Linked DNA regions of Mus musculus: region 1 is linked to region 2. A link is a contact called in ENCODE Hi-C or POLR2A ChIA-PET data. All regions are on one chromosome and are shown on one strand. Each heading gives the region's core, a stretch centred on a gene start or an enhancer-like site at or near the end of the contact. The rest is flanking DNA. Distances are from core to core; before and after follow the strand shown. Region 1 has its middle 6.7 kb from the start of Muc6. Region 2 holds the start of Chid1 (chitinase domain containing 1).

Evidence for each region. A loop is a pair of places that touch in the nucleus more often than their neighbours do. ChIA-PET counts read pairs that join two places held with the same protein, here RNA polymerase II (POLR2A).
Region 1: a map of gastrocnemius shows a loop between it and region 2 (2.3-fold over the local background). The contact joins the enhancer-like site here to the promoter of Chid1 in region 2. A Hi-C loop is called at or near these places in 2 of 37 maps with a recorded cell type or tissue (gastrocnemius and heart). POLR2A ChIA-PET finds 5 or more read pairs at or near these places in 1 of 5 experiments (Patski).

The regions. Positions count from the first base shown.
Region 1 is chr7:141,660,055-141,664,071 of GRCm38, reverse strand. No RefSeq gene overlaps it. Among named protein-coding and RNA genes, the nearest start is that of Muc6, 6.7 kb to the right of the region's middle. Within about 2 kb of position 2,436, at least 1 of the 3 ENCODE cell types and tissues checked has a DNase peak (open chromatin) inside an H3K27ac peak, as active enhancers do; it is heart, where a contact is called at or near this core.
Region 2 is chr7:141,537,423-141,541,137 of GRCm38, reverse strand. Chid1 (chitinase domain containing 1) reads left to right here and starts at 1,310. Exons shown (of 13, transcript NM_001142681.2): 1 at 1,310-1,365.

The DNA of each region.
Region 1 (4,017 bases), core at 1,187-3,686, 120 kb before region 2:
TGTGGAGGCTGAGCCAAGAAGATGGTAAGTTCAAGGCCAGACTAGGCTATATAGCCAGGTGTCTCAAAAAAAAAAAAAAATCCTAAAGGACAAATACAAATTTAAAGGATTGGAAAGGCTCTGCCATGCTGCTGGGAAGGTCAGAGTCCAAGGTTATCCCAGACTCAGCCTAGGATATCCTGCCCTATTTGGGCTACTTGAGACCCTGCCTCAAATCCACTGCTCTAACAGAAAAGTTAGAGTGACCCTCATTCTTCTATAAAAGGCATGCCAATATTAACATCAGATAAAACAGGTCTTTGAGCAATAATATTACCATGAACAAAGAAGGCTACTTAATAATGACATGACAGCCAAAGATGTGTGGTCTCTGGGGAGTTCTTAGCCCCAATATTAGAAGCATGGTGTTAAAGAAACAGTGGTAAGGCAGACTCTGGCAGACTGGAGAGCATCTGCCCTGTAAAAGATGTATCATAAAAAAAGAGGCTCAAGCTCCATGGGCTTGCAGCTAACAGAGGACTGGAAGACTGGGCAGAACTCAGGAAGTACAATGACTGCCTTGCATGCATGAGGCTTGAGTTCAATGAGCACACACACACATGCATGTGCACAGACACACAAGCACATGTGCATACACCCGAAGGACTTCTAAGTGAACCACAATTAAATAATCCAATTGAAAGATAGACTAGGGATTTGAAGCACTTCACTGAAGAAATAGATTCAGAAAATAATTGAGAAAAAAAAAAAAAACCAGTAGCTACAGGAAGCCCTCTGAGAGCTGCCCTTACATAGCACTGCACACAGTAGCCACTGTGGACTGTCATTCTGTAGCACTGCACATAGTGGGCACTTTAGACTGTCATTCCACAGCACTGCACATAGTAGGCACTGTGCACTGCCACATGGCATCACTGACCTAGGAAGAGGTGAAGGGCCTAGGAGTCTCTCATGCCCCCAGTGGCACACAGTCCAAAGATGCCAGCTATGTGACCGCGGCAAACTCAATCATGGCAAAGGGTAAGCACCTGAGACTCTTCCTACATGTTCCCAACAGCTCACTTAAGGTTACCTCAAGCTGGAAACAGGCCAAGAAACCAACAAAAGAGGAGAGCATGCACCAGGATCCAGGGGTGCATTTAGGACACAGGAACATGGACATTACATTTATTTTCTTTTTCCTTGTTTTATAGTTACATTTTTATTTATTAAGATTCAGTGGGAAGGCAGGCAAGCCACAGTGTTCATGGGGAGGTCAGAATACATCTTTTGGGAGCCTGTGCCCTCCTTCCACCATGCATACCAGGGTTCGGACTCAGCTGTCAGGATCACACGAGTGCTTTTACCAGCTGAGCCACTTTGCTGCCCCTGGACATCACATTTCTTTTCTTCCTTGGTGCTGAGAACTGAATCCATGACCTTATGATACTGAACAGGCGCTGTGCCACTGAGCTATGTTCCCAGGCTAGCATTTCATTTCTAAGGCCACTGTCAGCCTTGCTCACTGACACTGGGCAGGAGAGGCTAAAGCCCCTGTTTCCCCAAGACCCCAGAATTCTACCCGTTCCCATAGAGTCTCTCCTTGACTCAGCCCTCCTCAAGCTACAACTGACTATTGCCAATGTCTACAGCCAGCCCTTCTGTGCCCAGCCCTTCCCTCTCGCCTGCTGCCTGCCTATGCCACACCCATCTTCCCCTCCCACTGCCTGGGATGCTCCTTAAGCTCCCGAGGATAGCACTGTTCTCTAGTAGCTATTGCTGTGGCCTCTGAGCGTGACTGTTTACCATGCTACTAACAGGGCCAACACATTGTCTCCAAACTCCACTGAGACACCTTACCGAGACCCCATGTAAGTACACACTGTTCCTCCCCATTACTCCTATGACTAGTTCAAAGCCCCTTCACCACTGTCAGCTCTCAGGCTCCCTTTACCCATTTCTCCCAGTTGACTCGAGGTCCAGGATATCCTTGAATACCTGCTCCTGGCTGGGCCTGGCCTCCATAGTCATGGCTGTGCCCCAGATGGCCTGGTAGCCTCCTGTAACTCTGGGCTGCTGTTGCCCTGCTCTGAAAAGACTTATGTTTCTGGGACCCCGCTGGGTCCCTAACACTATCTGTGACAGAGACCAAAGATGCCTGAAGAGAAGTGCCCTTGTAGCCTCCATCTCAACACTTGATCTCTAGCTTCCAAGGTCACCCACTCACTCCCCCCAATACTTCCCAAATCCCCCTCTGCAGCTCCCAGTAGTGGGCACGTCTGCAATGACTCTATATACCACAGGTGCTCGCATAAGGCAGCCCAGGAACCCATAGCCTGACAGGTATTGGTCCACAGTGCCACTTGAGGCAGCCCGGGGGCTGAGGCTTGTGTCCTTGCCAACCTTATCTGTGTTTCACTCAACATAGGCTGGCTCTGCACTGAAGGGGGCAGGGCAGCCTGGTCAGGGTTTTCTGGAAACCCTAAGCTGCTTCCTGCTTGCCAGGCTGAGGGCACTCTTACATGTGGCCTGGAAGCTGGAATTGTGTTAACAATGGCTGGGGTTGGATGAAGCCCATCCTTCATGATTCTGAACTCTCCCAGGGTTAGGTTCCGTGGTGCCTGTGTGATTTTAGAGTACCTGCTGTGATCAAGAAGGGGGGAATCACTGCCCTGGAAGGCTTGTTGAAGCATCCAAGAAATGAAAAAAGTCCCATTATGGGCTTCTGTCTGATGGTCAGTGAGGTCCAACGCTCCCCACCCTCCTGCAAGAAAGAAAGGTATGATGAGGAAGTCCAGCATAGGACTCACAGGTGCAGTGTGTCCCCTAGCTGAAGGGACAGCTGAGCCAGAAGCCCTCCTGTCAAAAGGTGGGTGTCTCAAACTTGGGGGTGTAGCTCAGCTGGTAGAACACTCACCTAGCACGTACAGAGCCTTGAATTTGGTACTCAGCATCTCAAAAATCAAGTATGGTGGCCCACTAGGAATCTCAGCCCCTGGGAGGTAGAGGACAGTGCAGGTTATCCTTGGTGACATAGCAAGTCACCACCAGCATGGGCTACATCAGACCAGCTCTCAAGAGGAAAAACAAAGGGAGGAAGAGGAGGAGGAGGGGGAGGAGGAGCAAGTGGAGGGGAGGGAGAGGCAGAGGAGGAAGAGAAAGAGGAGGGGGAGGAGAAGGAAGAGGAGAAGGAGGAAGAAGGAAGAGGAAAAGAAGATAAGGAGGAAGTGAATGTGCAGCTACAGGCACCCTCATCCCAGGGTAAGACCTATCAGCTCCCTGGGAGTTCAGGTCCACCTACCACCCCTTTCTGATGCCACTCCTATTATCTGTGGTCCCTCCATTAGGCATAAATACAGGCTGTCCATGAGCAAAAAGGATTAAAGGCCCCCAGCTGGGAGAGCATGAAAGTGAGTGCTTTACACATTGCAGAACACAGTTCCTCCCCTATCCAGGTAGGACCTACATCAGGCAGTCACTTCCCTGCCAAGGCTGGAGGCCAGGGTCTATGTCCGGAGGGAGGAGCTGATCACAACTAGATCCCAGCTCAAGAGCCTGATCATGCAAGTGGTGGAGTCTAGGCACTTTGCCAGGTAGAAACTGAGAAACAGTCACTGAAGGGGCTGTGGAGGTCACATACACCCTCTAGCTGTGGGCCCCTGGCCATAGCAGGAGATTTGCTGGCTTCATTGTTACCTCATCAGAATTGACTCCAGAGCTCAGGGTAAAGTCTTCAAGAGCCAGGGAAACAAGAGTTGGCTAGAGTAGGAGACCAGAGGCCAGGAGTTGGATAGGATCTTGGACATTCTGTAAGGGCAGTAAGGCCTTAGAACAGACAGCTCCACAGCACCAGCCTGCAGGTTCCTAGAGCAGGGCTTGCAGGTCCCTGGAGAAGGTGGACCGTGAATACTTTGTCTTCTATGTACTTGCAAGGCCACTGGGAGGCCAGGGCACATGAGAATTAGGAGAGTGGATCACCATTGGGGCAGAAGGAGAGGGGAGAACAGCCCTTTCTGGGACAGTTAATGAAATACAGGT
Region 2 (3,715 bases), core at 61-2,560:
TAAAAGAATGATGGTCTCTTTAGTATTGCTTGGACTGAACAATTCTCAGGACATCCACCTCTCCAGAGTTCTGCCCACTTGGAATCACTGTTCTGGGCATTTGTTCCTAGTAGGGTGCTGAGCTGGATGCCAGGAAAGCAGATGGTGATGCACAGCATGCCTTAGCATACACACCCAGCCCCGCCCCTGTAGAAAGGCTTGGGGGACAGCTGGCAGAAAATATGGGGAAGAGAAAGGAGGAAACGTGATTCGGAAGGAAGAACACGAAGCTCAGCTCAGTGAGAAACCTCTGCAGCAGCAGGAATGGGGAAACAGCCGCACTGCAAATCCTGGAACAGACCATAGTGGAGTGGGCCAGAGGGTTTAACTGGGTGTGGACAGGCCAAATGTGGTTTCTGCAGGAAACTGCTGGGAACAGCAAGGGATGGGGGTGGGGACTAGTCAGCTTGATGAAAAATAAAAATGCTGGTCACGTGTGCTTTCAACCCACTCGAAGAAGTGTCTGGGCTCCTCTTGCTAAAGCTGAGATGGGGGTGGGGAGCGTGGTGTCTGCCTCTGTGGGTTCTAGCTCCTACAATTTGCAAGACCAAAAACGAGGACCAAGACAGCTCTGGGATTTAGGCAGATAGAATGTTCGCTGTGCTAGGCCATCTGGAGAAGGATGTTATATTGCCTGGAGCAGTGTCTCTACTGGAGACAGTGTAGTGGGCACTGCAAACCTATAGATAGTGACAGAAATGTGGCAACTGGGATAATGTGGAGGTTCAAAGACTTGGCGCACAGTCTGTCCTGACACATCTGGGAGACTACGGAACTGACTATGCGCATAGTGACCCACGTCCCCCATACTTGACAGGGATGGGTTCCCAAGACCCTAAAGGCCTTGGTGGTCACATAAGTGGACGTAATGTAGACTTCAGCACAGTGCTGAGGCAGCCAGCCATCAATCCCGGAGAGGGGATGTTCAACATCACCACCAACTTCTCTGGGAGGATTTCGGGATCTGACCCCACTATTCTGCTGTACGACAGGCCCTTGATCAATAGAGGGACTGGCTGCAGGAGCGGAAACAGCACCTACGGCTACGAAGTACACGTTCCGCACACTCAGCTCTGTCTTCATCCAACTGACGGTCCCGATCCACTCTCAGCCCTTCTCCAGCTCGCCGGTCGCTACGAGGCTCCACCTCTAACTCCGCCCTCCAGCCATCTCGGTCCCGCCCCATCCCAGCGTGCCGTGCGCAAGGCATCTAGGAAGCTGGCGTGGCGCAGCGGGAGCTTGTGGAGGCCAGTGGGCGGGACTTCCGGTTGATTAAATCGTCTTCCGGCCGTGCTTGATGGGTCTGGCCGGTCTCCTGACATGAAGGTGAGCCCGGCTGTGGCGGCAATGGGACTGCTTCATCTTCCGCGTCACAATGCGGGAACGTCGGGCAGCGAGGCTCTCCCCGGACAGAACGGGCAGAGTGTGAGCGGGAAGGAGAGGGCACGGATGAGAGCAATATGGGAGCTATGAATGTGAGGGCGAGGAAGTGAGTGAGGATGAGAGGGTTTGAGGGGGAGAGCGATCGTGTCAGTGTGAGAAGAAACAGATGTGAGGGTGAGTGGGAGCTCGTGCGGAATAAGCAGATGTGAGGGTGAGCTGGTGGAAGAAACAGATGTGAGGGTGAGTAGGTGTCAGAAAGCAGGTGTGTCAGCCTGAGAGTAAGGGCGTATGTGAGAGAGCGAGCGGGTGTGAGGGCCCGAATGGGTGAGGGGAGATGTGAGAACATGGACTTTATTAGGGGTGAGAAAGCGAGTGGGGATGAGTATGAGCAAGGGTGAGAGAGTGTTAGGGTGAGAGCAGGTATGGGAGAGAGTGTGACATTGTTCTTTAGTAGAAGTGTGAGCGCCAAGTGTGTGACTGTGAGGAAGCTTTCGAGCCAACAGTAATCTGAGAATATGAGCGAGCACAGGCCGTTGCATAAAATCAAGAGAGCCCGTAGCGATGGCTTTAATCCTAGCACCCGGGAGGCAAAGGCTGGCAGATGGATCTCTGTGAGTCCGAGGCCACCCTGGTCTATAGAGTGAGTTTCAGGTCAGCCAGGGCCACATAGCAAGACCCTGTCTCCAAAAAAGAGTTTGGGGGTGGGGCAAAAGAAGCCGCAGGAAGCACGTGTGAACAGCACAGTAGTGAATGTGTTAAGTTTATGTATGTGCCAGTGTAGCTGGATATGAAGAAACATGGGTGAGTGGTGTATAAAGGAGTATAAACATGAACCAGGATGTAAGATAACGAAGTCAGAGATTTCAGATATGTGAGTTAGTGTGCATAGCTTGTGGAGCCACAAATGAACGAACGATGACATGAGTGTGCAAACGAGTTAGCAAGGCCAGAGTGGCTGTCGGGCATAGAGAATGAGCTCTATGTGGAGGGCCCAGCCTCAGGTAGGAGGGTATACAGCAAGTTGTATGGGTTCCTTCAAGTTTGCTAGGTACATGAGGCCTTACCCTCAGCGCAGCCTCAAATCTTGAACACTCTGTGATGGAAAATTTCCAAAGAACTTTCCACAGATCTCTAGACTGGAGCCCAGGGAGGCCCAGAGACAGTGTGCTGGTGACAGAACTATAACTTGAGCCATCTTATCACAGTCCTGTTTGCATTGCATTGTATAGTTGGGATGGGATGGTAGCCACGTGCCCCATGGCTTGGTGGGCTGCCCCCTGTGTTGGTTTCCTTATCTGTAAATGGGAATAACATTTATGCCTGCCTGAGTCCTGGTCTGTGGAGAGAACTTGTGGATAATTCACCAGGTTTGGCATGCAACATATGGTCAATAAATGTCACCTGGGGTTGTGATCATCCTGCTTCTTACGTCACCTTCATTTCCAACCATACACTCACCCACCTCCTCATATGAACAGTTCACTCCAAAATGTGTTCTCAAAAATGAAAATGTAGGCTGACCATCATACTTGCTGTAAGAGCAGTGAATCTATTAGAACTGAAGGCTGAAAGTATGGCCCAGTATTTTCTTAGTATATGGAAAGCCATGAGTTCTAATTCCCTGCTCCTACAAAACCGATATTAGGCAGCAATAGTAAAAGGTGCTCAGGATACATCAATCGGCATCCCACAAATCCTGCAATACCAAAGCAGGAGCTTAGTGTGAGAGCCAAAGACCATCTCTGTTGTTATTGTTGTTTTGAGATAGGGTCTCCTGTAGCCCAGCATGGCCTTGAACTCAACTACATCGCTAGAAATGTACAACTACATAACTGAGAAATGACCTTGAACTCTTAATTTACCTACTTCTACCTTCCAAGTGCTGGGATCACAAATGTGATCCACTATGCCCCATTTAAAACTTGTTCTTTTAATTTTTAAAAAATTGTTTTTTATTTTATGTTCACTGGTGTTTTGCTCAAAAGTATGTCTATGTGAAGGTGTCATCTCCTGGAACTGGAGTTGTAGACAGTATGTTACACACATAAATGACCTTGAACTCCAGTCCTCTGGAAGAATAATCACTCTTAATCACTGAGCGATCTCTCCAGAGTCCCTCGTCCCCATTTAATGTTTTCACCAACTTATTTTTATATGTATGTGGTTTTTGCCTGAATGTATTTATGTGCTCACAGAAGCCAGAAGAGGGTGGTGAGCTGCCATGTAAGTGCTAGGAGTTAAACCCAGATCCTCTGGAAAAGTAGCCAGTGCTCTTAACCGATGACCATCCCTT